Linked DNA regions of Homo sapiens: all the other regions are linked to region 3. Evidence: chromatin loops called from intact Hi-C (ENCODE). Cell type or tissue: A673. All regions are shown on one strand. Each heading gives the region's core, and the rest is flanking DNA. Links, peaks and the distances in the headings are about the cores only. Region 1 has its middle 1.3 Mb from the start of LINC00290. Region 2 has its middle 1.1 Mb from the start of LINC00290. Region 3 has its middle 490 kb from the start of LINC00290.

The links. Hi-C counts contacts between places; a loop is a spot of excess contacts. Peaks named below come from ENCODE experiments on the same cell type or tissue, not always from the same donor. Only the 100,000 strongest peaks of a DNase experiment are listed, where the experiment ranks them.
Region 1: it touches region 3 in a loop (8-fold over the local background); 12 of 110 quality-filtered maps call a loop at or near these places.
Region 2: a loop joins it to region 3, with 8 times the contacts of the local background. A loop is called at or near these places in 3 of 110 quality-filtered maps.

Annotation. Positions count from the first base shown.
Region 1 is chr4:179,863,158-179,873,402 of GRCh38, reverse strand. No RefSeq gene overlaps it. Among named protein-coding and RNA genes, the nearest start is that of LINC00290, 1.3 Mb to the left of the region's middle. In A673, for the core only: a CTCF peak has its summit at 5,927 (motif pointing left); a DNase peak (open chromatin) is centred at 5,912.
Region 2 is chr4:180,055,702-180,065,946 of GRCh38, reverse strand. No RefSeq gene overlaps it. Among named protein-coding and RNA genes, the nearest start is that of LINC00290, 1.1 Mb to the left of the region's middle. RefSeq lists an enhancer at 6,827-6,906 and a silencer at 7,367-7,496. In A673, for the core only: CTCF peaks have their summits at 5,577 (motif pointing left) and 8,581; DNase peaks (open chromatin) are centred at 5,566 and 7,036; H3K4me3 peaks cover 2,989 bases; H3K27me3 peaks cover 3,483 bases.
Region 3 is chr4:180,659,978-180,670,222 of GRCh38, reverse strand. No RefSeq gene overlaps it. Among named protein-coding and RNA genes, the nearest start is that of LINC00290, 490 kb to the left of the region's middle. In A673, for the core only: CTCF peaks have their summits at 3,821 (motif pointing right) and 5,263 (motif pointing left); DNase peaks (open chromatin) are centred at 3,862, 4,552 and 5,212; H3K4me3 peaks cover 736 bases; H3K27ac peaks cover 1,906 bases.

The DNA.
Region 1 (10,245 bases), core at 1,289-9,288, 800 kb after region 3:
AGGAAGATGGAAGAAGTCTGGGTTCTCAGGAGCAATACTGGACACCCTGTTAACATTGAACTGCCAACCTCAACTTTGTATAATCTGACAAAATAAGCCTTTTATCCGTTTAAGTCGTTCAAGTGAAAGTTTTCTGTTATTCATAGCTGAATGAAATGCTAACAGCCTCTCTTGAGGTACAAACCAGTATATTCATTAGTCATGTGCATCTCAGGCCGAAGATATATAACACTGAAATCATTTTACATTTCTTATATTCTCAGATTTTCCATTTCCCTTTTTGACCTAGGTATCTTCGTTACTGCTGCAGGGTCTTCTGGTATAGTTATTAATGGAGTGACTTTCTAGACTTGGAAAATTCCCTTACTCCCTATATTCAATTGGTAACTACATGCTCTTGGATATATCTATAATTAGTAGCTGTATTTCCACCCACAGCAGCACTCCCCGCCTCAGGCTTTCCACATTCCTCACATTTGCCATTGAATTTGACTTTTGTTTATCATATGTCTTCAAATATGCTCCATTCTAATTCATCCCCCACATAGCAGAAAAAGTAGCTTTTTCTAACACAAAATTTTGATTGTATTTGAACACAGCTCTATATCCTGTGTTGTTGCTCAAACGTTTTCAGAACACTTAAACATGACATTAAATAAATTTCATGATCTATATCCTGTTTCTAGATTCCTTATTTGTCACTTTATCCCGTCTACTCTGTCCTTTTGCCATACCTGTACAGCAACAACTTGCTTTTCCTAAAATCTGCCATGGGGTTCCATGCCTCCATTACTTTTCTCATGTGTTTTTTTCCACCCTGCTTTTGGCTGTCTTTACCCTGGCTTGTGATTAGGACATAATTTATGGTTAATCCTTCAGGAACTAATACAACTTGTAACTTCTCCATAATATATTTTGAACCCCCATTCCTCTCTGTGCATAGACATCGTTGCTTTCCTCTCTGTGTCTTCATGGTGCTGCTACCTGAGGTCATTATTTGTTTACTAGTCTCTTCCTCCTTCTTGTGTCAGTATTCAATTAGAGAAACAGAACTAATGTAAAATGTGTACCAAGAAATTTATTGCAAGGCATTGGATTACACGATTATGGAGGCTAGCTAGACAAACTGAAATCCATCAGGTAGGCTGTCCGGAAAGGCAGGCTGAAACTCTTGGTGTAAGCTGAAGCTGTTGTCCACAGGCAGAATTTCTCCTACTTCCGGAAAGTCTTAGCTCTGGAAAGGTCTTTCAACTGATCAAACCAGACTCACCCAGATTATCTAGTATAATCTCCCATACTTAGAATTAATTCACAAAGGACTTCAATCACATCTACCAGATATCTTCCCAGAAAAATCCGTATTAATATTTCATTGAATAATTTGCTACAGTAACCTACACAAATGGACACATAAAATGCTCTCTCATACTTCCTCAGGGCAGATATCATGTCTTTTCATCTGTATAAATTCAGCTCCTGGCACATTGCCAGAAATTTGTCTATAATAGTACAACACTGCTGGGCAGGAGCTGGAAATTTGATGAAAATTAATTTAACAATAACTTTCTTTCAGGCAATTAATTCTTTTCTTACTTATACAAGTACTGAGGTGAATCCTGCAAAAGAAAAAGAGAAAAAGTCTGACCATAAATGAATTTCAAGAGGGCACAAGACCATGATAGACTGGATGGCTCCAACATGTGTCTGGATATTGGAAAGGAATTATGATTCCTAAATATAACTCAGTATAAGGAAGAAGACATACAGACCATCAATCCAGACCCGATTCCAAGTTATATGGGTCAGAATGATCTTTTCATTCTGGATATAGTTTGAGGGTTGGTAACAAAATTCATCAAGAACCAGTGACTCTCTTTGCATATGCATATCCAAGGAGACAGTGACTTTGGTATTAAAAGAGATATAGCACTTGACATCCATTAGGCCATCTTCTCTCAGACCTTAAAGTAGAATGAGATAGTTGCATCCTTTTTCTCTCAGAAGATATTATTACTATTGTGACTCAACGGTCAAGTGCAGGAGACATACAATTAGTGAAAAATCTAGAGTTGTAGTACATGGGTGCTAGCTGAATGTACGGGGTGGCAATTTAAAATTGCTGGGGATAGAAATAATGACTTAAGTGACATCTAAGTTGAGCTGGGAAGGAAGGAGAGGTAGGTGAGTATGACTGCTTCAGGTACAGGTTTTAGATGATCTCAAGATATGGAGTTGAGAACACGCTTGGAACTGTTTAAGAAATTGAAGGAGTTGAATGTGCATATATACTGAGAACAAACAGGAAGAAGGTTCAAATTCATTAAAAATGTTGAACTTTCTCCTAAAGCAATGAAAAACTATTGTAAGATTTTAGACAGACGTGTAAGGTAATCATATTGTGTTTCAAGTATAACATTTTTGTTACATTGTAGAAGATGGACTGTATAAAGAAAAGTAAAAGATATTGAAATCTACAGAGATACTTTCTTAAGACAATGTCTTGGGCTAGTTTGAAGGCAGGAAAAAGAGGTGAGTGATATTTAAGAGATAATATCAGTGAAAATGGAGAAATAAGAAAGGAAGAGAGGCATATTGGACTGCCATGTTTCACGTTTGAACATATTTGAGGAAGGTGGTACAATTTAATGATATGAGGTATATTATATAAGGAATGGGGAGAGTGACATTAGTTTTGAAGATGCTGCCTCTATCTGAAGGGTTTGCATCTTATTGCAGCCATCAAAAGCAGCTGGGTAATCTGGCCTAGAGTTCAGCAGGGAAATCAAAGTTTGAAATAGCTATTTGAGTTGTCTGTCTATAGATTATTGTGAAATTCATAGCTGAAAAGTGCACAGGTGGAACTATTAGAACTAGCAGATGAAAAAGTAGAGAGAAAAAGGGAGAGAAAGAAAAAGATGGACTGAAGACAAGAGATGGAGACATGGGGAACTAATCTTTAAGATCAATTAGGTGAGTAAATCCTAGCAAAAAAAAACTGATAAAAATGAGCATAAGAATTTTGGGGAAAACATGGATCATGGGGTATTATGAAACAATGAGGAAAATAGTGTCTTAAGAAAGAAAAAGTAGAGTGGACCACCAGGTCAGCTGCTGGAGTTTATACATGGTGAAGTGCCCGTTAGATTTAGTGATGTGGAAGTCAGGGACTTTAGTGAGAAAAGCTTTAGTGAAGAGGTGAAAATAAAGGTCAGATGGGAATGTGTCATTAAAGGTGCATAAGCCAAACCATTCCACAGAGAAAGCATGTTGAATAAATTTGGGAACTCATAGGGGACTTTGGGTGAGGTTGAAGAAAAATTTATGTGTTTGTTCCTGTGTGTGTGTGTGGATAGGAGGGAAGAATTTTTGCCAGAATGTTGGTTACAGCTCGGTTAATTTAGTGAACTTTTCACTTTATCTCTCATCACTCCGTTCCTCAAGAATGGAAGCACTCAATCCCATCCCTCTCCAAAAGGGTGAGCCAGATGAAGCTCTTGCCTTATGCTACACCAGGATGATAACAGCAGCACCAATGGGCACTTGTGAGTGAAAATGTGGTGATACTGTCCAGCCTGGCACTGCAGTGAGAACGGATAATAGGATCTTAATGTAAGCCCACCTGGAATTTTTATTAAGTATTTAGATAGGGGTGGTTCATGAAAGAATGGATCTCTTACATTAGAGAGCATAGACATTGGGAACACTTCAATCTTAATAATAATATAATTAAAATTCACGAGGAATAGACTAGATTATCAGACACATAATATACACTTGGTAAATGATTGCTAAACAGATATTCATTAATTCATTAATTTAATTGATCCACCAGAGGATATACACACTATATCCTTTCTTTATTTCATCCAGAGAGAATAGAAATGAAACTGAGGGAAAACACAGGTGCTCAGATAAATTAAAGAATATTGCTGGAGAGGTCGAAATTTAAAATTTAGTCACTCACTGGCTTGTTTGGAGTAATAAGACTAGAAGGGCTATTCGGTATCAGAAAGCCTGATTCAAAGTAGTACAATGTTTTTTCAATTTTTTAAAAATTGGAAATGAAATTGATATCAGAATGTATTAGGCGGTTAATGTCATCTTCCAGTCCAATTATTTTTTGTTTTGGACATTGCTGGCTTTTATATTGTGGGTACTTGATTTTTCTATTCAGGTAAATAAGAGTTAATAGCTAGAGTGTGAATTTGGCCCCAATAGATAATTAGTATAATCTGTTATGTATGAAAGCAGGATTGGCAGGACTTTGATTTTAATAATGCCCATGGTATCAAATCAACAATTTGTCATGATGGCTGCAAAATGCACAGATGGGCAAATACACATTCCTCATTTTGTAATTTATTTGTTTTTCCAAAGGAATCCACTGAGATTATTCTTTTTTATTTGAATATTCAGAATAACAATGAAAGCGACTGTCTGAAACGCTGCATTTCAAACTGGTGTATCATTTTCTTACTTATCATTATAAAAAAACTCTTTACCTCATATGCTATTCTTCTATTTCTCTTTCATCCCACATGTGGGAATGGGTATAAAGACAGGAAAGGACTAAGACTATAACAAATCATATAATCTTAAAACCAGAAAAAATATATATAGCCCCACTTTGATATAGTTCAAGGTACATTAGTGTATTTTTAGTACTTCGTTTATAGGATAGGTTTATGTGTGTTTTGTATAATTAGTGACAGTAGTGCAAATATACAATTTTATAGGTACAATGCATGCATACAGTTTATCTTTAGAAATATATTTGAGATGTTTAGATGTTAAGAGGCTCCATATTGCTGTTTTAAAAGATAGCAACTAGATAATAAATTGTTATCTTTAATACATGTTGACTTTAATATATATCCAATCAAGGATATTAGCAGGTATATGAATGAAATGAAACTTTTGTTTTACAAAGTTTGTTTGGGGAACACTCACTAAAAAGAGAAGCTGGGAGAGGAGGCTATTTTTCCAGGCAATTTAACTGTCCATGTAATAATAGGCTATATCTACTGCAACCTTTGACTTGGAACTATCAATCTATGGATATGAGAGATCCTTCTATTAGCACATATTATAGAAAATATACATAATATACTCTCCACTAACAATTATGGATAATGTATATTAAAGTCTGTCTCCCTCTCTCTCTCTCTGTCTGCCTTTTTAATGTGTATATATACTGTTAAGAAAAGATCACGCCGGGTGCAGTGGCTCACGCCTGTAATCCCAGCACTTTGGGCGGCCGAGGCGGGCGGATCACGAGGTCAGGAGATCGAGACCATCCTGGCTAACCCGGTGAAACCCCGTCTCTACTAAAAATACAAAAAATTAGCCGGGCGTCGTGGCAGGCGCCTGTAGTCCCAGCTACTCGGGAGGCTGAGGCAGGAGAATGGCGTGAACCCGGGAGGCGGAGCTTGCAGTGAGCTGAGATCCCGCCACTGCACTCCAGCCTGGGTGACAGAGCGAGACTCTGTCTCAAATAAAAAAAAAAAGAAAAGAAAAGATCACGAGGTACCCCCAAGGAAAAGCAAAGGAAAGCTTTATTTTCTAAAAAAAAAAAAAAAAAAAAAGCAATTTGAAGATAAGGAGACACAACTTCTTTTGTTAATGGGAAAATTCCTTTGGGAGAGCAAAGAGTGGAACTGGCTTAGTGACAGTTTCCACCCTAGTTCACAATCAGGCCCATATATGCAATTGAAGAATTCACACCCATTTATTCTGTATTGGTTGAAAACGACTGAGTCCCCATTGTGTAGCTGCTGGCCCCAGTCAGAGGTGTCTGGTGGATACCCCTTTCAGGCAGCCGGTAGGAGCAGTTTTCAGGCCATGGTGTCTTAGCTCCCGCTACAGGAATCATCCCAGTTGCAGGCCAGGAGGTTACAGAAACTGCCTTAGCTCTGAGGTGTCTGGAGCTGCCCTCTGCAGGAGAAACGGGGCATAACCACCCATCGCTCACTCACCAAGGACACCGTGATAGGTTCATTTCACAGCACTCTGGTGGGTGTCTGTGTGTGAAAATACCTTAGTAAGTTTTGTTAAATAGTTACAGTTTTATGAGAACTTTTTGCTTCTTTCTGGTATTTATATCACATTTAATAAGGTAATGTCTTGGAATGAAAGAAGTCAAAAAAAGATAAAAAATACGTCTTTTAAACCACCACTTGCTCTCTAGACATGAACACATGCAAGTTACTTCTAATAGAAGAAATAGTTTAAAGGTAAAAATACGTAAAAGGGTAGTCCATACTTATCCTATATTGCAAAGTTCTTTTTGCTAGAAATTTTATAGTCTTTTAAGTTATTTTAAATATTTGTAAATAAGACAATTTAGCTTAAGGTGAAGCTGATTTCCATTCACAATTCTAAATAAGGCAGAAGTAGAAGCAAAGGATAAAGGAAGGGACAGAGAGAAAGTATTGAGGCAAGGAGAAGGAGAGAAGGATGGAAGGAGGATAAATGGAGTGAAGAGATAATGAGAGAGCGGGAGGAATGACGGATGGAGGAAATCAAAGGGAAAGCGAAGGATGGAGCGGACAGAAGATTGAGAGAGAATCTCAATCCTTTCCCAGTTTTCCTCTTCAGAGAACTTTCTGTGACTCACTTGTGAGTATCATTTCTCAAGCCCTCAAGCTCTTGTGGGCTTCACCCTACATGTGATAATAAAGAGCTTTTGGGTTCCAGTGTGCTATAAGGATATCGTTTGTATAGTATGGATTGTTTTTCTGAAAATGATAGTCTACCTCTGTAACACAACTAAGATGATGTCAGAGTAGAGAGACAATAAGTTACATCCTGAAGGCTAATTGAAGATCTACTATATTATGTTGGAGGGTCCAGGAAACAAGATGGGTGTGAAGCCCTATGTCTGGTTGGGGAGAACAGGACCCTTTCTTATAAAAATGTCTGTCAGCTGGAAACACTATACAGCTTCTTGACTATTACTTCATAAGGCATGATTGTACCAAATTATGTGCTAAGAACCTCAAATACACTTCTTAGTTAATAGTTCCTAGTTTCAGGAACAATTTCTATTTCAGAATTCCATCAGAAGCAACTCTGCTTTGCTGAATAAAAGAAGTCAGGAAAAATAGTTGATATTATCATAAAATCATTAGACATCTCTGTGCTTTATTCCAGATATATAAGCATGAATCAAAAGAAAGATTAGGTCTTTTCTATTCATGAACTCACCTCCGTTTTGTTCTCTAGAAAAATATAAGGCTTGGGAGAATCATTTTAAAAGCAATCTTTTAAAATACACGACATGCTTCTGCGTTTTAGGTCTGAAATGCAAATACACAGTGTGGAGCAAGAAGTTTTGGTAAGCCTTCTTATCTTCAAATCATGTGCTGAGGTTAAGAAAAAGGGTGATGCCCCCTCTAGATAGTTCATCCTTTCTACTGCACGGATTCAAATCTACTTGCATATTTGCAGAGCACCTTCTCCACAGTTCCCGTGGGCTTGTCTTCTAGAGGAAGAAATTAGAAGGAAGTTAGTAAGATACTATGCAGCTCCCAGCTCTGCAGTTGATTTTAGGGCTACAAGTGATACTCACCTCCCTCTTCCACTAACCTTTCTCCATTTGTCTTACCCACAGCTATCAATCTATCTGGCTATTTTTTTTTGTATTTTTACCAGAGACGGGGTTTCACTATGTTGGCCAGGCTGGTCTCAAACTCCTGACTTTGTGATCTGCCTTCCTCGGCCTCCCAAAGGGCTGGGATTACAGGCGTGAGCCACCACGCCTGACCAACACTGATCTTTATGTAGGGGCAATTACTCTAAATAAGTGATTCCTGGATTGTTTCCATTTATGTCATAGAATTTGTAATTTAAGTGAATTTCTTGCTTGAGATAACAAGTGATATTACTTTCCTCAAGATAACATAGAAGTCAAGGCAAAAGAGAAGTAGCAATTTCAAGAGGCTTGAGAAAAAAAGTATAAACTAAGGAATTTGTATTTAAATGAGTTTTAGATATATAAGGCTTCAGAATATAGTTTGGAATATGAATTAACTCAGGAAATAATGCATACACCTGTGCTTCTGAAAGAATCTACTGGAGGATGAAGTTAATCAATCAAAAGAAAACTGGGGAGGTTATAGCAAAAGGCTGATGTAAACCTTAAATATATTTAATTATAATACCAAGCTGAAGATAAGGATATGGGTGAAGAAAAGTATGAGAACATTTTATGTTTGACAACACAGAAATAGTGCATCATTACCAAAAAAGGAGAACACAGAAAAAAAAGAAAAAGTATATTGGTGTCATTGACTGTGTTGTAGAGAATAAGTAAGAATTAAAATCGCCATTCAAAACTGACAGACTCCATTGTAAAATGTTAAGCAAGAAAAAATGTCTCTATCAAATTTGTAAATGCAAAGGAAATACTAAAATAAAAATAAAAGCCTTTTAAAAAGTTCAAAAGTAAATTTAAAATATAACAAAAGTAAATAAATAAATAAATAATTAATTACCCTTACAAATTTGATGATGACATTTATCATTATAATCCAGGAGTGATAATACAAATATACGACAAAGTTGAGGACAATATGTCATCAATAAACATGAGTGTGTTTTACTATTAATAATTTACAACAAAGATTTTCAGAGTGGTTTATTAAGGTAAACCCAGTCTTAGGGAACACACCTAAAACAGTGATTCAAAAGGACTAAAAACAGAGGAATGAACAAAAACCCGCCAGGCAAATGAAACAATAAAAAAACAAGGATTGAGAATTTTATATCGGAACAAATATAGTTCAGATGAAAAGCAGTAAATGAGAAAAAGACTATGATTAGTAATAAAAACAATTCAGAATGCTTATACAACAATTATGATCATCAGTGCTTTAAATATGCCCAAACACCCACATATTCTCATAAATACACATTAATTACATATACAAAAAAGAAAATACCAGAGATTGAGAAGAAAAAGGAACATGCTAACAACAGGAAACATTAACACATCACTAGCAGTAAAATAAAGATTATTTATTTGGGATCGATGCCCCCAGCAAGGGTGAAATTGCTATGTCATGTGATAGTTACATGTTTAATTTTTAAAGAAACTGCCAAAATGCTTTCTAGTGGTGATGCTGGTGGTACCAAGTCACGTTTCCAACAACAATGTGAGGATCCATTTTCTCTGTATCCTTGCCGTCATTTGTTATAGATGCTATTTTTGTTTAGCCATTTGAATAGGCATAGAGTGATATCTCAGTGTGATTTTAATTTGCATTGACCTATTGATGATGTTGAACATCTTTTCATGTCTTCATTTGCCATCAGTATGTCTTTGGGTAAGTGTTTCTTTCTGTGTTTTGCTCATGTTGTAATTGGATTGTTTAGAATTTAACAGTTGAGTTTTGATAGCTTTCAAAAAACATATTTTAGATACTAGTCCTTTGTTCTATATGTAGTCTGCATATATTTTCTCCTACTTTTTTAAATTGTCTTTTCATTTTTTTAACAGGGTCTTTCATAGAGCAAAAGCTTCTAGTTTTAATAAAGTCAAATTTTTGTGTTTTTTTAATGAATCATGCTTTTTGGTGTTGTCTAACAACTCTTCGCTTAGCTTTAGATCTCAAATATTTTATCTTTATTTTCTCTAAAACTTTTACAGTTGTACATTTTACATTTTAGCTCTAAGATTGATTTGTGTAAGGTGTGAAACTTGGGTTAAGATTAATTATCTTTTTTGGTCTCTCCAGAAATGTTCAATTGCTCTAGCAGAATCTGTTGAGAAGTTTATCTTTTCTCTATTGAGTCGCTTTTGAACCGTAGTCATAAATAAGTTGACAGTATTTGCACAGGCCTTTCTGGGTTCTGTATTCCGTTGCATTCATCTACATGTCTATTTCTGTGCTACTATCACAGTCTTGATTACTGTAGCTATCCAATGGGTCTTGAAAATACGTAGACTGATCTCTCTCAGTTTATTCTTCTTTTTGAAAATAGATTTACCTATTCTAGTATTTTAAATTTTCAAAGAAATTTTAGAATAAACTTGTCTGTAGTTCAAAAAAATCATTCTGGGCTTTTATTAGAAATTATGGTCAACCTGTATGTCAATGGAAAGTGAATTGACATCTTTACTAGGCTGACTCTTCCAATGCATGAAAAGTGTATATTTCTTTGTTTATTTACTTCATTTATGTCTTTCATCAGCATTATGTAGATTTCAGCATAGAAGTTGTCTATGTGTTTTGTTACATTTGC
Region 2 (10,245 bases), core at 1,131-9,130, 600 kb after region 3:
AACTGTTTTAAAAGCAAAATTTTAAAAAGCATAAGGTTCACAAGTAATAAGAAACACCGTTTTGTTGAAAATGTTATTAGATTTCTTAAAGAAGTAAACAAATTGTAAGCAAGCAATAAAAAAATCACTGACCTTTAATTACATGAAAATTAACCTTTTTGGTTTTGATCCCATAGTTACAAATAAAATTTTGAAGAAATCACTAACAAATTTGACTCACACAAATAATTTTAGAAAAATACATATTATGAGTGTTAATACTTTATATGAGTTTAACATATTTTAAATCAAAATAAAATAAAGTTGGCAATAACTGCAATATTGTCAACTCTGCTCTGAATATAAAAAGCAAAATAATTAAGTTGTATGGAAAAGTATTAATGTGAAAAGTATGAATAAAAAACTTCACAATGATAACACAAGAGGACCTGTATTTGGGAAAAATCCTACAATATAAATAATGACACATGCAAAATATAAATTTAATACTTTTGAAACTCAAATCTTTAGGCAACATACTTAAGAATTGAAGGCACTTTAGTGTATTTAATTTTATCAAAAAAAACATTTATTTTGCAGAAGGAATTGTTATATCCTACATGAAATTAAAATAAATAAATCTGTAAGGCAATGAGAAAAAGAAATTATGAACATCCCATCACAAAACAAATATTTTCTGGTTGTTAACCTTAGACTATCTTGCATCTATTTGTTATTAAAAGAAAGATATCAGTGTACTGATTTTTATTTGATAATAAGAAGAGATCAAAGATAGACAGATCCTAATATTTATTGAGCACTTAATTTGACATTTATGTTTTAAAAATTTTTATCAATATTATAGATGCTGTTTAAATTTAGGTAAATATACTTTAAGAAAAAGGCTTAGAGATGGAAAGTAAATTGGTATGTTTATTTTTCAATAATAACTGCTTAACCTTTAAATCTATGTTCAACAAGATACCATTATCTTCTCAGAATATTCTATTCTACTGATAGTACATATTAATTGACATAGAAAATTAAAAGACACACACACACACATATACACAAGAAAGCCAATTTATCATTTCTAGTTGCCATTTTGGCTGAAATATGGGATTATTTATTCTTGCTGCTGTTAATTTTATATACAACCAAAACTTAAACCTATAAATATTTATCTTCTTCTAAATAACAAAATTAAATCCTAAAAACTACATCAACAACTTATTCTTAGTTTTTATTATTTTTATTTTATGCTTTATTTTATTTTTAATAGACAACTATTAAAAATCAGTCTACTATATAATTGCTGAATTATTTTTAAAAAGGTAATGTGAATAAATCTTTCCGCTTAATGAATGATGGATTGAGCTATAAGATGAAAAAATATTAAGTATTGATGTAATCCATTAATACACTGATATTTGTGACTGTGATTAGTTCTCATTAAAAGTGACCAGGTTTAAAAAATGTTAAAATAAAGTTTATTTAGAAAACTGGTGGTATAAACTGGAGGGAAGACATTCATGGAAAGGTGTCTCCTCACTTTTCTCCCTCTGTCATATAGTTGAAGCTGACATATGGACACTTTCTGTTCTCACATGCCCATGGCACTAATTTAGTAAATTCTATAGACCCAGAGCAGAGATTGTTTTATTGTCTGTTTCGCATAATAATGTTCTAAATCTAATGTTACCAGTAAAGATCTCTGTCGTACAATAATTATCAATATTTATTACTAAAGCAAGTTCTTGAACATACTGTAATTTAAGCATGGAAGGTTGAATAAGAATCTAATATAATTTATATTCATAATAAAAGTACTAGCAAAGTAGTAATAATACTGATTTGGGGGTATATAGGAAGTAACATCAACTTAAACTTTTTGCAACACCAGTATTCAGCCTCTCAATTTGCCAGCAGTATTCTATGTGTTAGCTGCCTTCAGTTTAGTCACAGAGTTCTGATGATCATAATCAATCATACATTTCAAAACCTTTGAGATATTCATATTGGAAAACACAGTATAATTCTATTTGTTAAGGGTGCTGTGAAATAATCAAAATCATGAAACATATTCCTATCAGAATGAAAATGCTAGTTAGACAACTGTCTTATTCTAATAATATCAGGTACCTTTAATTATGCCTCTCCAATCTCCTACCTTTGGAAAATAATAATTAGAAAGGTATGCTTATTATAATACTTAGTAAGTGTGCTTCTGGTAAATAATTTTTCACGCACTTGATACCCACTTTTGATCCATCCACCTTTTTCCATAATAAGTTCTAAATATAAGTCCTTTAAAACATGAAAGATAGTTTTTGACCACTATAAAGAATGACTATGTTCATCTTGTCCCATGGTTTTAATCCCTTGGTAACAATATAAACAGTTTATATAACATATTGTATTTAGAGGTTATCACAAGTTTCATGGTAATTACGTGAATAGTAGGGCAGCTTACCCAATTATATTTCTATGACTAAATATCTCTAAAGCTATATGGCAGAACTGTCCTATACAGTAACATATAGAAAATTACCTGAGGACTCTGGGGCTTCAAAAAAAATTTGGGATAATCAGTGAAATAAAATCTATCCCTGAATATTGTATGAGCAAAACTGTACTCATGTTAAAAATATGTTTTATGAGATATATATCATATAACATATGCCATAAAACAATCATATTATACATATATAATTAAGCTATATTCTTCGTTGACTTTTATACAAAGAAGTGGTAATTAAAGAGAGTTAAAGGTAAAGGTGTTTGTACCCAATACGGCATTAACATATAAAAATTAAATTACAGTAATACTCAAAGTTGGAAATATTATTTGGGATAAATCTTACATCCTCATCATTTCTGCTAAAATTTATATCGGAAGATACATTTTTCACTGCTGTACTCATCTAGAATAATTTTTTATATTATGATTTTTTCCTTATATATAGCGCTAGAAACTTTTTCTTCTTATTAAAAACTAATAGTGCCTCCCAATAAAACACCCAAGTTTCAAATATATATGCCTTTTCTATAAATTATAAGTGAAAGTCATGTTCAGTCATACTTGACACTAAGAGAAACCAAACAGGCAGGTGACAAGACAGAAACTAAAGGATAAAAGGTTTCATCTTTTGCTTGATCTTCACTGACTGATAAACCCATGTTAACTCCCAGAAGATAACTTAATGGAGAAAAAACCAAAATCTCTGCTTCTTCATAATCTCTCAATCCCTCTATATGAGTTTCAAAAACTTAATTCAGTTGAAATATTAGGTTGGTGCAAATGTAATTGCGGTTTTATATTTAAGTCTAAACCCAGTGGCTACATTTTATGGTGCTGGAAGAAAACTACCTAATAGAGCTATATTATAGCTCTATTAGAACAATGTCCTAAGGAGATGGAATGAAAATACAAATAATGCAGAAAGTGCATTAAAATTACTGTAATAACAAGTGCAAACACTTGGTGAATGCCAAGCTTCAACTATTACCACGAGGCTTAGGTTAAACACAGGTCCTCTACTTAACAGATATCTATTTTTGATCAAGTTTTTAAAATGAGAATTTAAAGTTGATGATTAGACTATTTTCCAAAATTCTTCAATAGGCACATTGCCACTCCCATTACCAAGATTCCCAGTGAAAACTGATGACCCATGTGTGTATGTATATATGTATGTATGTATGTATGTATGTATGTATGTATGTATGTATCCAATATTTCCCTCCATAAACTTGAACTCAACTTCAGTAGCATATTACAGGATTCTATCAGTCCAATAAACTTAACTGAAAACGCTCAGTACTATACGAAGAGTATTTAGTGATTATATTTTTAAAGTCTCAAAATATGTAGAAATACATATGTCAAAGTTATATCAAAATTATGTCAATCTTATCAGCATTTCATTTATATTGAGTTTACAGAAAAACTTACAAGGCACCCGGTTTTCTCTGAAGACATATATCACATGAGCAATGACCATAATATACCTACGTTTAACCTAATTTTACTACATTAACATTGCTTTGACCAGCTGATTTTTAAACTATCAATAAGAGTTATATTGGAGGAATTTAACACATTTAATAGAGATGATAAATTAGTAAATGTCTGGTATTCATATTTTCAAACATTTAAATATGGCATAAAACTTTCAGCATCTTACACTGAAACCCTTTTGTTCTTGCCTGTGTAAAGGGGCATAAATTTAGAATGGAATAAATTTAGAAAAATCTATAATCATTTAATCTGTGTGGCAACAGGCGGGATAAAATTAGTTCCTTCAGAAAGGTAGTTATACTATTTTATAACACTGGGAGTTCTAAGCCTTCTTGGATATTATGCGAATGTGAAAGAAACATAGTTTCAGAATGCAAAAGTAAGTACTTTGCTACAGACGTTATCTGAAGATTTAGAAAACAGTCACATATATTTTATAAACATGTGCCCTCAGTGTAAAGCATGTTTAATTCAAATGATTGCTAGTGCTACATTTTTCAATGGCATCGTGTCTGTCTCTAAATTCCTTAATATGTTTGCTGTATGGCTGTAACTTTTAAATTGCTAAATGATGACATTAAAGTAAGACCTAATAGGATTTTTTTCAGAGTAGTTAAGCTCAGTTCTCTGCCACGGTAAAATCTATGACAAAACACAATGAAAGGAGCAAGAGATGGGAGATGAGCAGACTAGATTGAAGAACCAGTTCTTTCCTGAAACGGTGCAACAAAGCAGGTGCCTAAGTCTTTGCCGTTCTGCCTGTGAAATGGGCAGCCCATTTGTCTCTGTTCACTTTAAAGCTATTTTTTCAGATGCATGACTGATTGCAAAGTTTTAAAATTTTTGTAGGAAGGCAGATTCTCTCCTCATGTTATTGTTACCATAATATATCAATGTAAGGATTTTTTAAAGTGGCTTTTGAAGAATTTTGTCTTTGTCTCTGAAGGTAAAATGAATGTGACCAGATCACACCAGATCTAAATTTCATGAAATTTTGAGGAAAAAGGAACATCAATTCACAAGAATGACTAAAAAGTTTTATTAACTTTTTCCTTCAATTTAAGCTGCAGTAAATTATTTGAAGAAATAAGTGTATTTAGCTATCTTAACTTTGCAAAACACAAATTCAGTTGCATTTAGAATACTAAAAAGTATTCAAAATGATGTTTGCTTACGTTCAAATGCAAGTTTTTATACTCTTTTAAACTATAACACAATAATTAGACTTTTATTATGGCAGAATGCATTGTTTTTCATGTCGTTGTGAGTCACTGCAATATATAACCAAAGGACCAGTTGACATTTCTGACATGAATGAATCATCCTGTACTCTAATATGCACAAAAACTATTTTCAAATGCTTTATGAATGAAAAAGAAGCCTAAAGAATTGAAGTTTCTGCAGATATATTCCAATCATATTTCAGTAGACACAAAATTTTTTCCAAATATGACAGTAAAACCAGTGTCTCCCCTAAAGTGAGCTCCATACACATTTATTTGGCCTCTTTGTGATTACATCGGGATAAATGAGTGTTATGCAGGTTCCAGTATAGTTTTCCACTGCTCCATCTGCTGGATATGTCTACATCTCCTGCACCAAAGTGGTAACCTCTGAAAAGTAACATGAACTAATTCAGCAGGTGGCTTCAAAAGGCTCAAGCACGTTGCTTGGAAACTTACTATGACTTCTAAATTTTTGTTTCACTAAAAACCTCCTATTTCATCGTAAGAAAAAAATAATAATAATGAACCTATAACTATTACTAAAATAGTATGGCACGGAAGATACGTTTCCCAGTAGGTGATACGTTACAAACAAGAAGGCACTGGGCAATTCATTGCAGGTTTGCACACCGCTCTGATCTTACTGATTTTGGCATTTATCTGAGAGGTTTCAGAGTCCTTCACCTAATCTAGAAATGGAAATCGTATGCATAAAAGTTTTAAAGAGATTTTTAAGCATGTCTGTTATTAAGCACATAAATACCACAAAAGGAAATCATGCCTCTCCAAACACGATTTACCAAGGATCAGGGAGCCCTTAGCATTTTCCCCCGCAGCGTCTTTGCAGGCAGCTCCAGAGTTGCGCTCTCCGACGAGGCAGCCCCACTTTTCCTCCTTCTTCCAGTCACAGACGGGACAACGTGCAGCTGCCGCCACCGGCCAGGCTGCTGTCACCGCTGTCACCGCTGCCGCCGCCGCCGCTGCTTCAAAACCATAGCGGCTACTGCAAAGAAAGGGTTACTCCTCTCTTGGAGTCAAGTGGCTGCAAACTTCACCTGCTTTTCATGTACCTTCTCCTGCAAACTTGTACGTCCTTCCGTGCAGAAGGAGCAAGGAAAACCATTACCAGCATCACAGGGAACATCATAATGAAGGACACCCCCGGAAGGTAAGACCTGCGAGTTATTCCGAAATACGATCTTAATCCAGATGAGAACCACCGCTGCCAGCAGATCCTCCCCCCCACCCTCCTCTCGGTTCCCATCAGCGAGCGGAGCCCATGCCGCCAGGGAGGGCGGCTGCAGCGGCCGCCCGCATGTGCGAGGTGGAGGTAAAGTTTGACAAATGATGACCACTCCGGGAAGGGGAAGAATCTAGGCAGCCAAAAATCCGCGCGGGGTGTGCTAGGGAAGAAGCCGCGCCAGGAAGCGCCACGTACCTTGCTGCGGTGCCAGGCGCGGAGGCTGAGGAGAGAGTCGGTGGAGGTGGCGGGGCGAGAGTCCAGCCCTGGCCGCGGGCTCCCTCCCGGGGCGAGCGGAGCCGCCGCCGCCGCGGCCGGGCGCAGGGCCGAGCGGCCGCCGCCTCGCCAAAGGCGCTGGGCAACGCCACTCACTTGGCCCGGGGAAGTTGGGCAGCCTCCGCCGCGGCCTCGGCACTCGGCGAGAGCAACACGTTTAGTTTGAACTTTCCAGCTCCAGTCCCGGCAAATCCACACTCACGCACACACGCGCGCGCGCGGACAGCCTCTCAGAGGCGCGCGAGCGGGCCCCGGTGGCTCTCTGGTCGCGTCTTGCTCTCTCCCTCGCTCTTATTGGCGCGGAGGTGATTGTTTTATTTATTTATTTCCTCCTCCCGGCTCCATCCCTCCTCCCCGCGCCTCCCTCTCCGGCTTCCCCTCCTCCTCCTCCTCCCCGGTCTGCGGGGCCGGCCGCGGCGGTCGCTCCAGCTGCAGCGTGGCGGGGCTGCGCGGCGGGACCCGGCGGGGGCGCAACGGGTGGGGGCGCTCCGGGCGGGGGCGCGGGGCCGGGCGGGCGGGGACGCCGGGGCTGCCGCCTTGGCTGAGGTGAGGGAATGTGGGGGAGGCGAGGGGAGGACGCTGCCGCCTGCCGCACTGTGCTGTGCCGGGGGCACCCAGCCGGCTGCTGCCGGGGAGAAGCGGGGCGAACCCCGCGCCGCGGCCGAGGAACTGCGCGAGGGGCGGCTGGCTCGGCGCGCCGGGACCCGGCTCCCTCTTCCGCCGGCCGGGCGAGAAGGCTCAGTCGCTTCCTAGCCACCGCCACCCCGCTTCCTTTCCTGCTCTCCCCGGGGGCTCCCCACAGCCCCTCGGGGACGCTCGGACGCGCGCCGCCACCGTTTATCCACAGAAGACAGGGGTTTGCATTTGTGAATGGTGGTTTCAGCGCTACGCGGTTAGGCTGCCTCCACTTTCGAGCCGCCGCTGCCCCGACTCTCGGGAAAGGTGCAGCCACAGCCGGGCGGGGCGGGCTCAGGCCTCCGGGGCAATGAAGTGGGAGTCTGCGGACCACGGCCCCCGGCGCGAGTTGGGGTGCCTACGTGACACTCCAGACCCACCTACAAGAGCCAGGGCGGCAGTGGCTCTGCTGCTACCATTCGCCCCAAAATGAGCTCTAAAACGGCAATTGACCGCTGTTGCTACGGTCTTTCAGTCACGGCCTACCGGGCTCCCAAACCTGCGGGAGAGGCGACCTGAAAGCCGGCCGCCCTCCCCCACACCAGTTACCCAAAGGCCGGGCTGGAAAGAGCCCTGGGCGTAGACCCGGAGACCGGCGGGCGGCTCTCTGCTACCTGCCCCGCTTCCGAGCGGCTTCTCCAACGCCAGCCCTTCCAGGCTTCCCGTTAGGTAAACCTGTTTTGGCTTTTTTTTTTCTCCTTTGATTTGCTATTTATTTATTTTTAGGAATTCATGATTTCAGTCACAAAAGGGGGAAAAATTAAAAGGAAGTAAGTCTACAATAGATCTGCATAAATACAGCCAGTTAACTAAGCAGCATCACAAAGGCTGCAATGTAAATCTCACGCCTTGGAATTGGAGGCAGGTTGGTTTCCTCAGCGTTTGCCCTCCGAAGTCCTCACAGCCTTGGACTGCATTGTACAAGGTCTACAGATACAGGAAGATGGTGACACTGGAGTCCTTGCCCTGATCCGTCACAGTATGCATATGTATGTAAACTGTGCTTTCCTTTCTATCCAAACCTTCCAATTTCCCTGAAATGTATTCATTAGCTATGCATTTCTTAGTCTTCTGGATCTTTTCTCAGAAATTCACCGTTAAGGGTACAAATACTACTTAAGGAGCCGGTTTTACATACTTTACATTTTCCTTGACATCCCGAGTAAGCCCCCCAGAGGTCAGACGGGGAACAGGTGAGGTCAGAAAATGGGAGAAGGTGGAAAAAAAATGTTTATCTTTTAGGTGGAAAAAAAAATGTTTATCTTTTCAGCATGTTCTAGTTCTCTTGCCCCAGCATAATAATGTGCACTTGCCATTTTCAAAGAAGGAAAACAGCAAATGCCCATTTCTGGACCTTTAACTACTCCCGTACTCATGAAACACCGGCTTATTACTGAGAAAAACGGCCACCCATAATTCAATTTAAGACCTTTATTGAATGGAGGAATCTAGAGATAATACCTAAAAGGCAGTAAAGTGCCTTACTGGTCAGCTGAGTGGCGGACATGAAGATGTGCCCGTCTGTGATGACATCTATGCCAGTGAGATAGTAAGAGTTTCACTCAAAATCTGAAAGAACCACGTGCACTTTTAAAGCCAAAGCTTTGGAAACACATGTATTTCTCCAGAATTATAGTCCCCTGCTCCAGAGGTAGGCAGCCTCTAATATAGGGAAATACCTGTCTGATATTGATAGCTTCGACTGTGTTTTACATACAGCGTTTTCTGTATACACACACACATATACACGCACACACACACATATATGAATCTAACATGCACGCACACACACATATATACATATGTATCTAACACATATATACGTACATATATATATATATACACACATACACACACGTATTCCCCAACCCACCACCATAGTTTGAACAACTCTTAAAACAGCATACTTTTTCTAATTTTCTCTGAGGTAATGCAGCTGTTCTCCTTGTCCCTCCTCCCCATTTCCCCACACACTTGCACCCAATATGCTTCTCTTCTCCAGTGTCCAGTGGTAGCAGTGTTCACTGAGTTTTGCAATCCACATTATGATGGCTGTATTCACTTACTAGAGAAACACACATTTGATGCTGGGAATGATATTGACTCTAGATGCAGCAAACATCATTGTCACAGTTATTAGATGGAGAAAAGATGAAACCAGGAATTGATTTCATCATCATAGTAAAGAACTGAATATTGTATAATGTCTATTTTCTGGAAACATCATCTGTTTCAATGATTGTGTTTATGTTTGTACCCACAGCCTAAGGCCTGATTCATAGAAATTTAAAAATATGTGTAGGGTGAATTAAAATTACGAATACATAAACAGGGTGGATAGCCTATTTCTTTGTTAAGGTCACTGAATCAGAAGGAAAATGAGATTAAACATAGGTAGTAAGGGATAACTTAATGTTTTCAAAGGTTATTGTCAGAAATAACAAAAATATACTATCTTTATGTAGAATATAAAAATGTGTAACTGCATTGAATAAATTTATTTAAAAATATTATTTAATTTCTTACTAAAGGGATGGAAAATAAAAGGACATAGAAAGGTTCTGAAGGGGACAGAGGGATGGAAGTTGTGACCGTAAGGGAAGGAAGCTGCAATGGTGGTAGAGGAGGGGCATAATAAGAATATAAGAAACATGGAGAGAAAGAAAAGTATGAGAATCCCTTGATTCTGGCCGAGAACATCAGCAGTCATCAGAAAATCCCTCTTAAACCCTGCTTAATATCCTGAATTTGTGAAAATTTGCCTAAACAGTTAAGTTGCTTGCGTTACCACTGATAGAGCTACATCATACAGGAGAGTGAAACCAAAC
Region 3 (10,245 bases), core at 694-8,693:
TTGGATAGGGCTAATGGAGATGATGAATTACTAATCCCTCCTTTCCTCCTCTCTACACACATACAACAAGGCACTTCTCAGTATCATCATTGCTTGCTGAATTGTAGATAGTATTTGATGAGTAAATTAATATCACATAAAGAAGGTAGCAAACATTCACGGGTGTCTTTCACCAGTGCCTACAATATATGCTCTGTCATTCTAGCAATTAACCTTGAATTCACTAGGGTCACACTCAAGCAGTGTAGTGAATAAAATGCTGTAACATTCTGAGCTTCAGTGAGTTCTTGGCACAGTTAATCCAGCTTGATGAATTATAAAAAAGACATAGTCCTCTATTAAGAGGCCACCTCATGCTCTGGAAACAGTTGAGCGGAGGAACACAAGGAATCTCGGTTCTAGCCAGGTGGTGTTGGTGAGTCACTTAGTAAACTTGCTGACTTTCAGCTGCATTTTCTGTAAAACAGTGCTAACACAATTGCATCTCTGAACATACCAATGACATGATCTTCTTGTCTTCCTTCTTCGAAAACAACCATAAGTAAGACTAAATTAAGGTAAATTGGGTAATTCCAGACCAAGAATAGAGACATTGAGAGGAGACCGACAAGGTCATACTAAAAACAGAAGTCTCTGGAGGCGATGGAGGAGCTGAGGCAGCAATGAATACCTTTTGGGTTTTCCACCTATGGGATCTATTTCGGGGGGTTCCTAGACCTGGAAACTGTCACATAGTGATTTCATTCTTATTCTGGTCAATGGTACTGTGTAAAGTAGTTGAAGACTGTCCTAAGTGAGTTCCAGTCCCTCCACCATCGTCAATAATGCCCGCCTCTGAGTGCCCTGCCTAAAGCCTCCTCCCTCGAGCTCCCATTTGGTTCTGCTCCATCTGGGTCACTCGGTCCTAGTGAGGCAGGAGAATAAGGTCTGAAGAGAAGCTAAAGCCAATTCGAGCTAATTTCCTAAAGCTGGATCAAAAGAAAGACACCAGGGACTGGGGGCAGGGAACCCCAGGCCAGTAAGTGCTGATTTCCTGAAGCTAAGTCAAAGGGAAAACTCCCAGGTCTGGAGGTAGGAACCTAAGGCCAATCTGTGCTGCCTTCCTACGGCTGGATCAAAAGTGAAAACCCCATCTCTCCACGCTGGAGTAACAAAGGATCAGAGGCTACTCTCCCTACAACCCCGCACCCCACCCCACAACATCTCAGATGAAACCGGAGCTTGCTTTGCATTGATGCAGGCCAAGCGCGGACCATCCCTTCATCCGCAGAGGACAGCAATCCAATCCGGCCTCTAATTGGCCATGGGCCAAGTCCTTTATCCACACAAGGGGTAGCCAGTAGGGGCCTCGATCGGGTACAGACACTCCAGAAAACTTTGTAACCAGGCCCCTGAGCCGCTCGCTGTGGCCTGCTCCCACCCTGTGGAGTGTTCTCTCGCTTAAATAAACCCCCACATTCACCGTTTCATTCCTTTGTGACTTAACTCCCCTTCACGTCCTATCAAAATGTCTCCATCCCATGTCCCAAATTCCTAGCCACAAATTAAGTTAATAAATAAATATCTTAAAATTCCAATCCTGCTTCGGCAGTATTAATTCCTCAACAGACCATTCTTAAAGAGGCAAAGTGCGGTGGCTCACACCTGTAATCCCAGAACTTTGGGAGGCCAAGGCGGGTGGGTCATGAGGTCAGCAGTTCAATACCAGCTTGGCCAACATGGTGAAACTTCGTTTCTACTAAATACAAAAATTACCTGGGCATGGCGGCCCACACCTGTAATCCCAGCTACTCGGGAGGCTGAGGCAGAGCATTGCTTGAACCCAGGAGGCGGAGGTTGCAGTGAGCCAAGATTGCGCCACTGCACTCCAGCCTGGCAAAAGAGTGAGACTCCCTCTCAAAAAAAAAAAAAAAAAAAAAAAGAGGCAAAGCGTTTAGCAGGAAAACAAATACTTTCAGGGAGCTTGATGGGCTAAACTCTCCTTAAGACAAAATTTTATGTCTAGGAGCAGGAATTTTACCTAGTATTTGGCAGTATATGATATGATAAGTTAGAACTCAGCAAAATGTGCACATCACACTTTAAGTAGCAGGTTATCATGCTTTTGATATAATGCCTTACTCACTGGGGCTACAGTTAATGTTGCCTGTAACTTCTAAGCTGGTGGACTGGTGGCAATGTGTTAACAGTATCATGTGCAAAAGGACCAAATAATTATTTTGATTTTGTGATTCTAAAAAAGAATATACGTCATTATTTATAAGTTAAAATTGGCTGTAATCATTACATTAAAAATAAAATAACAACCTTATTGAAAGTGATGTGCTGTTTTCACTTTACTGGAATCTGGTACCATCTTGAGGTTGGAGACATCGTCCTGAGATAACTGTTGGTACAATGAACTTCAAAGCCAAGCCCCACAATTACTGTGAATGAGCCTCTATACCTGAGCATGGCAGGAAGTCATTCATTTTGTAACTTTTGGAAAACTATTTGATAATTCAGATATCAATACTTCCTCTGAATATCCTTACAAATCTCTTTAGACTTATTGCACCATCAATTCCCAATTGCCTACATAAAAGGATTGTATTAAGCATTCTTTCAATATTCTAACTGTACTTATTTTGTGGCACAACGAATATACCTTTATTTTTCTTTCTTGCAGAGTCTGGAAAATTTGAGGTACTTCAAAATATAACTTTAGTGCTGCAAAACCCTGCAGCCAACAGAGAAAATCAAGGCCATTCAAAGCTGTACTATAATGTTTCTTATTTCAGAACCAGGAAAATATATAGAAAATTACTTCCATTTCATTCAACTTTACATTGCATTATTGTCTTCGCAAATGTTGCTATGTGTTCTTTTATATATAGTAATTGATATTTACAATATTTTCAACATTACAAAAGCACGCATTCTACCTTGATAGAAATTTGTTAAATTTTAGTTCCCTAAAATTAGTACATTTTTCATTAGATTGCACAGTAAAGGTCAATCTTTGTATTTCATTAGGATAACACAGCCTTGAAATGAGTCAGAGCAGGTGCAAAAGAAAAGAAAGCACAATTCATGAATATATGACAGGAGAGCAATAATACTAATTAATTTGGGGAAGAATGCGGCCAGATTATGCTTATGGAAGACTTAAATCTTTTAAAGGCTAGCAAATAGATGGCAAAGGTCATCCAATCAATGTAGATAAATAATGAAAGTCCTTAGAAAAAGCCAAAATGTGACAAGTGAGAGGGTGGTCATGTCATTCAATTTGGGGGACTTAAATATTGAAAAGTCAATGATTTGGGCATTATGTTCAAATGACTAGAGTAATGAAATAGAGAGAGATGAAGGAAAATCTATGTGTGCCTCTATGTCGCATGCCAGAATTCCCCGCTACCTAAACTATTCTCTACAGATGAAATTATACATTCTGGTTTATACATTATCTTATCACATGCCTTACACACCTGGTAAGAACATCACAAAAAGCATAAGAGTCATAGTGCTGGTGTTCAGTCTCCTGACGGATGTTAGCTGGGGCCAGTGTGGTTGTAAATAGTGAAACGTGGGCTGTGTGTCAGAGACTCTTGCCACTTCCACGTTGTCTCTGCCTCCCTAACATGTCTGATAATGATTGATGCATGAGTTTAAGGAAGAAGCTTATTGATTCATAGAGATGTAGAGTTTATAGAAATATCAAATATGTTTTGATAGGATCCATCCCCAAAGTAATGAAATGAAAAGGATTAGCATAGGTCATAATGTGTATTAGCCACAGAGCATTAGATTTCAGAGTACACTTGAGTTCTTTCTGTTCTGTCACTAGGGGGCACTGTGAGCATGGATGAAGCCCTGTGCCCTGGATGACCAAATAGAAAAAAACCTCCCTAGGGGAATTTGCGATGCCTCTTTTCATCCAACATTACGCGTTTTTTAATAACATAGAAATTGACCCTCCCTGTCTTAAAACCAACTTTCAGGCAAGGGACTGAAACTCACCAGATGACTACATCCAGAAAATGAGATGCCGGGCCCCTCATCCACCTTGATTACTTCCTTACTCCTCCCTAATTGATTTTTTCCCTGCAGGTAGCTACATTCCTTCCCTGATATATAAACCCCCCAACTTTAGTTGGTTGAGGAGACAGATTTGAAACTTATCTCCTGTCTCTTTGGCTGCAGCACCTGAATAAAGTCTTCCCTGGCAATCTTCCTTGTCTTAGTGATTGGCTTTCTTTGTGGCAAGCAAGGAGACCTAGACCAAACCCCCGGCATTTTCGTAACACCAGTTTCTCTAGAAAATATTAGAGTAAGACTGTATAGGCAGCCAAATACAGAAGAAAGTTTAGATAAGACATATGCAAAAGAGTTTGGTCAGATAATGTTTATCTACTAGGGCTTGGATTTTCTTTTCTTTTAGAACAAAGAAAGTGATGAGAAGCAGGAAATAATTTTATTGATTTTTTTTTTTTTTTTTTTTTTTTTGTCCACATTGCAGATACTGCACTTTGTGGGTCAAACAAGGTGATAAAGACATCCCGGAATGTGGCAGTTTGCCAAAAATATACGAAACAAGATACCACAAGCTTCTCTATATAAGAATCCAAGAGACTACATCATTCCTTAAGAAACTAGGATATTTCTAGAGAACACTCTATATTATTTGCATAAATTATTCCAAACTAAAATTATAACACTAAAAGTGCCCTCTTCTAAGCATCATTATTTCTGGAAAGTCTACTGTAGAAAATATTTTAAATAAATACATTAGATAATTCCCATAGTGATGCCCTTGATAGTACTCCAAGATTTGAATTATATATGCTCATTTATTCTTTTTTAAATAATTCAAGAGACAGATCAAAGCTTTACTTTTGTGAGTTTAGAATAATATTTTTTAAACTACATCTCTCAAGCTTTCTATTTTTCATGTGCTCATAAAAACATTTTCATACCGAGCATTTTAAATAAAAAAATAATTAGTTGAAGATCAGCATGATACTTGTAATATTTTGTTGAAAATGTATTCAAGTGTTTTCTTTGAAAATAAAAGCAAAACATAAGTGCAAATTTCACAGAGCTTGATGTACAGAGTAAATCACTTAAGTACAGATATGCTTGTCCTTTGAATAAAGGAGACATGGATATTAGGATGCACGAGAGGCTTGGAAACCTAACACTGAAGCCGGAAGCCCTGTTATTTAGGAGCTGGCAGATGAATAACCATAAGTACGTGACTACACTGCCACCTAGTGGTGCAAAGAATCAGCCTTCCAATAAGGATGCATGACTTACAATTCAGTGGCAATTTTATCAACAAAATTTTTTGTCCGTGAAAGTGCAAAAAAAAAAAAAAAAAAATCACACCAGATGGCTTGAAAGAGCCTAATAAGAGCAGTTATTGCTCTTTTATTGTATATTATTTCTCCAAAGCTTCATGATTCTCATTGATAAAAACCTCAGGTGTCTGCAGAAAGGCTCTGCAAACTCAGCACCCCAGGCAGGTATGAAGGAACACAAGCTTCAAGTGTCTTTGAATAGAAATAGTATTTTCTTACTGCTTGGAAGAAGCCTGTCTTTTGAAAAGTCTGCTTAGGATTTGAATCTCTGTTTTCCTTTTCTAGTTGGAAACCAAAGACAAAAACAAAAAACTCTTGGAGATTGTTCCAAATGCATCTTTCTTGCCCTCAACTGCCAGCCTTCTTAGGAATTAAATAATCCCACTTGTGATCATTCCAGGATTCAAACTTCTAATATTGACATCTCTGTTACAGGCGACAACGATGCCAGATTATGTCTGCAAATTAAGGTCATTTTAAAGGCCTAGGGAAACAGAAAATGCCTGGCAAGGGATCAAATTCTTCTTTGAGAGAGGGTTAGAAGAACCATTGCTATTTACTCATTGTGGATTTGTTTTGCAGGGGCATTGTTATTATCGCAGGCATCAAACCGTAGAGGGGAAAAAGCTGCAAACAAAATATCAAGGGAAATAACGACCATACAAAATAAATAGCAGGCACAAACAAAGTTCACAATGCCTCATGTGAACTTAGGAAAAACGCAGTCATGCATCCCACTTCCTGAATATGTTTTCAGTGGAGCCTTTCTTTCTTCTACAGCAAACAAAATTATTCCCTTCACCAGCAGTTGCCAGATTAGCCAAGAATATAATATTCAAGCTCAGGAAGAGATTACTGATGTGTCTATATTTAAGGGGGAAAGAAACATCTAATCTAAAACTTTGCATGAAATTTCTCCTAGGTAGCATAGTACATATTTTAGCTCTCATTTTTGTTTCCAGACATTGATTGCACTCCACATAAAATCTCTTTAGCCCCCCAGAAAGACACTCTGTTGGAAAGTCCATTTACAGTCATTTAATGCAATACCTAATTTTTCTGGTGAGGTAGCAAAACCACAGAAGAAAAGGGAGCACCGCTAGGCAGAGATGATCTAGAGTCCAATTCTCTTACTCCCTGGCAACTCAATTTTCACTGCATCCTATAGCCTCTCTGTAGAAGTCAAGCGTATTTTACAGTTTTCTAAGGAATGATTGATAACCTCAACAGTCTGAAATTAAACTGCACAGCAGACAGTGGAAGATGGTATTTTAAAGTACCTGGAAGCTTTAGTATTCACTATTACACTACACTATTTTAATAAATAGAAAAGCAATGTTTATTCACTTTAAATTCATGACATCTATGAAGTTAAAGGTTTGCACAGCAATGAACAATTAGTTAAATATCACACATGGAAGCTAAACAGCAATTTGTAGATTCTGTTGCGCAGTGCCTTAATTACTTATATTGCAACTTGTTTCAGACCACTAAAGACAGGGCTATCGAAAAATCCCCAGGCAATTAAGGACAAAGCGTGCTCAAACATGAACAGCTCTTGAAGAAATAAATGGAAAGATCAGGTTTTATCTATAATGTTATTAGGTAGATAAATCACTGGCAAGAATAAACCTATGGAAAAAAATAAAGCACAAACTAAGATTAGCCTTTAGAAATCTCCTTGGAGATTATGCAATTTTCCCCCACGAAATCAATATCAGTTCAATTGAAGATAAATTACAAGAGAAATAAAAACAAGACACTTCATGAGAAGTAATAATAGCATTGTTTCTTTCACTGCATAGTAAGATCTGATCACAAAGCAGTGACAAGGGTCGGGGGATCAGGTTATATTCGCTGGCTATTTTCTCACGATGTGACTCTTGGCTGTGGGGGACATTGTTGTCAGAATGCCTTGTTGGCACTGGATTGAGGGTTTAGTTACTTTGTTTATTTAAACACATCTTTAAATTTTCCATAGCTAAAAAGAGACTAGTATTTTGATCTGTTTTCTTCCATTGAAATATTTAGGCCATGTATTATTAATATAGATCATTGATAGAACTTTTTAAAATTGTCAGTGGATGTCTAGAAAAAATATGAAAAATTTAAAAATATTCTCTTTTTTGAAAAAGTACATTTTATTTAAAAATAAACCATCAAACCAATAACCCATGACTCTATCTACCAATGAAATGGAATCTAATGAACATGAGCACATAAAATAACACTTCTGCATAATAAATTTATTTCTTGTGACATGAAACAATTTGGAAATGAGATTTGGATGATGTGTACTTTAATAGGCTGTGATTATGACTGTGATTATGATAAAACCACATTTTATAGTGCAACGCCAGCATTAATTGGCCTCAGATACTACTTCTTTTATAGATATTGTATGATGTATACTATATTATTATTATAGTACATTAAACCGTAAATCCTTCTGAATAGGTCCTCCAAACACAGTATTCTAAACTGTTATAAGAAAATGACTGCCAAGAAACTTTTGACATGAGCAGTGAAAAGTATTTATATAGCATTTGGTCACATGTGTTTTTTAAGGATGAAAAAAACAAACTAAAATTTTGGAGATGAGAAATCACGTTAAGAAAGTTTTAACGTATCTGTGGAGATGGCACAATAAATGCATTTCCATTTTCTTTTAATATATGTAAATTAAATTAAATCATGAAAATATATATTAGTGTTGAGAGTGGCCTTAGAGTCTATTACATAACTATTTTTAAAATGAGGACAGGGAGGCAGGAGGAGCATTTATCATAACATTTCTACAGAAATTCAATGTGTCTAGCTCTACTCCTTGGCATCACAGTCTGGGAGAAATGCTTTGTCTGGATTGATTATGAACTTGCAAAAGAAAGCCAAGATGTAACATTTCTGAAACAATTTCTTAATTCTCTAGTGTCAGAAATTAGTCAGATTAATACTGCAAGAAAGTGTTAGGTGAGGATTTGAGGGACTCATCTAATCTATACTACAGGAACATTTTTAAAAATATGAACTCATGATGAGAGACTTCCGAATGGAGAATAGAACACACGAGTACAGAGCGGGATTGAGGAAAGAGTGGATCAAATATGTAGAAGACAGGCCTTTTGACTTTAGACCTTATAAAAGTGATCCTATTCTTAGAAGATAATTAATGGACCCTAAAAAGAGAATGCACTGAAGGGGAAATGGTCAGGCTATGCCAACGTTTTCAGTGTGGAGGGTGAGCAGGTGCTCTTTATGCATGAGGGTGGCCTGCAGTTGAGTACCAATATGCTTTGTTGATGAGAACAAGTATATACCTTTTGAACCAAATACTGGCTAATGCAATTTTTTTATCATTAGCACTAACTATTGCATAATTTAAGCAATGACATGCTAATATTTATGACTTCTGCTTATAATGTATATCATTATATCATAGATATGGTCATTATATCACCGTATCATTGCTTTATATGCATAAGTCAGATAATACATTTGAGGAATATAATCACACTATATAACAAGACATAAAAGTGAAACAAAAAAGGGGCAATTTATACATGGAATTCAGGTACATGAGCAAGAAGGTAAGAGCAAAGAAAAGCTAGTGGTGTTTCTGTGGGCTTAGCATTTTTTTTAAGATCCTCAGTATTAGAATAAGAGAAACATCATCAACAACACCTTTCTTTTTGTGAAAGCAAAATATGATTCATTAAGTAATGGAAAAAATACTTAAAATTTAAGCATCGAAAGTCAAATAGGCTAGGTGCAGTGGCTCACACCTGTAATCCCAGCACTCTGGGAGGCCAAGGCAGGCGGATCACCTGAGGTCAGGCGTTTGAGACCAGCCTGGCCAACATGGTGAAACCCCGCCTCTACTAAAAATACAAAAATTAGCTGGATGTGGTGGCGCACCTGTAATCCCAGCTACTCAGGAGTCTGAGGCAGGAGAATCACTTGAACCCGGGAGGCGGAGTTTGCAGTGAGCCGACATCATGCCATTGCACTCCAGCCTGGGCGACAGAGCAAGACTCCATCTCAAAAAAAAAAAAAAGAGTCAAATACACAGAACCAGGAAGTGGGAAATGGCTCCTGGGGGTAGAGGAATATATTTGGTGTTTATGCCAGAGGGAGTCACCTTTAAACAAGGATAGATCCATAAAGGCATAAGAGGGAAGGTAAATTAGAAGGGTTTCCAGACTTTCGATGATACTGCAGTCTGATATTTACTGAAAATTCAGGAAGCAAAGAACTAAAGACTATGGGATACAATCTCACAAACACTACATCATACTTAAAACATGATATAAAGCTTGTCTAATCCGTGGCTTTGGGCCACAGGTGGCCCAGGTTGGCTTTGAATGCAGCCCAACGCAAATTCGTAAACTTTTTAAAAACATTATGAGAATTTTTTTGTGATTTTTAAAAGTTTATCAGCTCTCATTAGTGTTAGTGTATTTTATGTGTGGCTCAAGACAATCCTTCTTCCAATGTGGCTCAGGGAAACCAAAAAATTGGATACTCCTGAACTGTATGTATCTTGTATTAGATTTTCTAGAACTTCTGGTTGAATCTAAGAATGGTACTGTTCCTGTGAGGTCACTCAAATTGTAGGCTGGAATTTCTGAACCAATGGATTCCCCGCATGAGAAATCTCTAAGTAATTGCTCAGATTCGAAAATACTTTCTGAATACTCCTGAAAAGATTACCAAAATTAAGAAACCAGCACCAATGTCCAGGTTTGTGTAGAAGACACTAATAATCCAACCTTGCATGGAGAAAATTCCCGGTCAACTAGGTACATCAGCAGCATTCTTGGTAAAGGTCGTCCTCTATGTTCATTGCTCAGGAATCTGGGCTTCATCCTTACACATTCTTTCCTGACCCTCGTCCGATCAATTACCA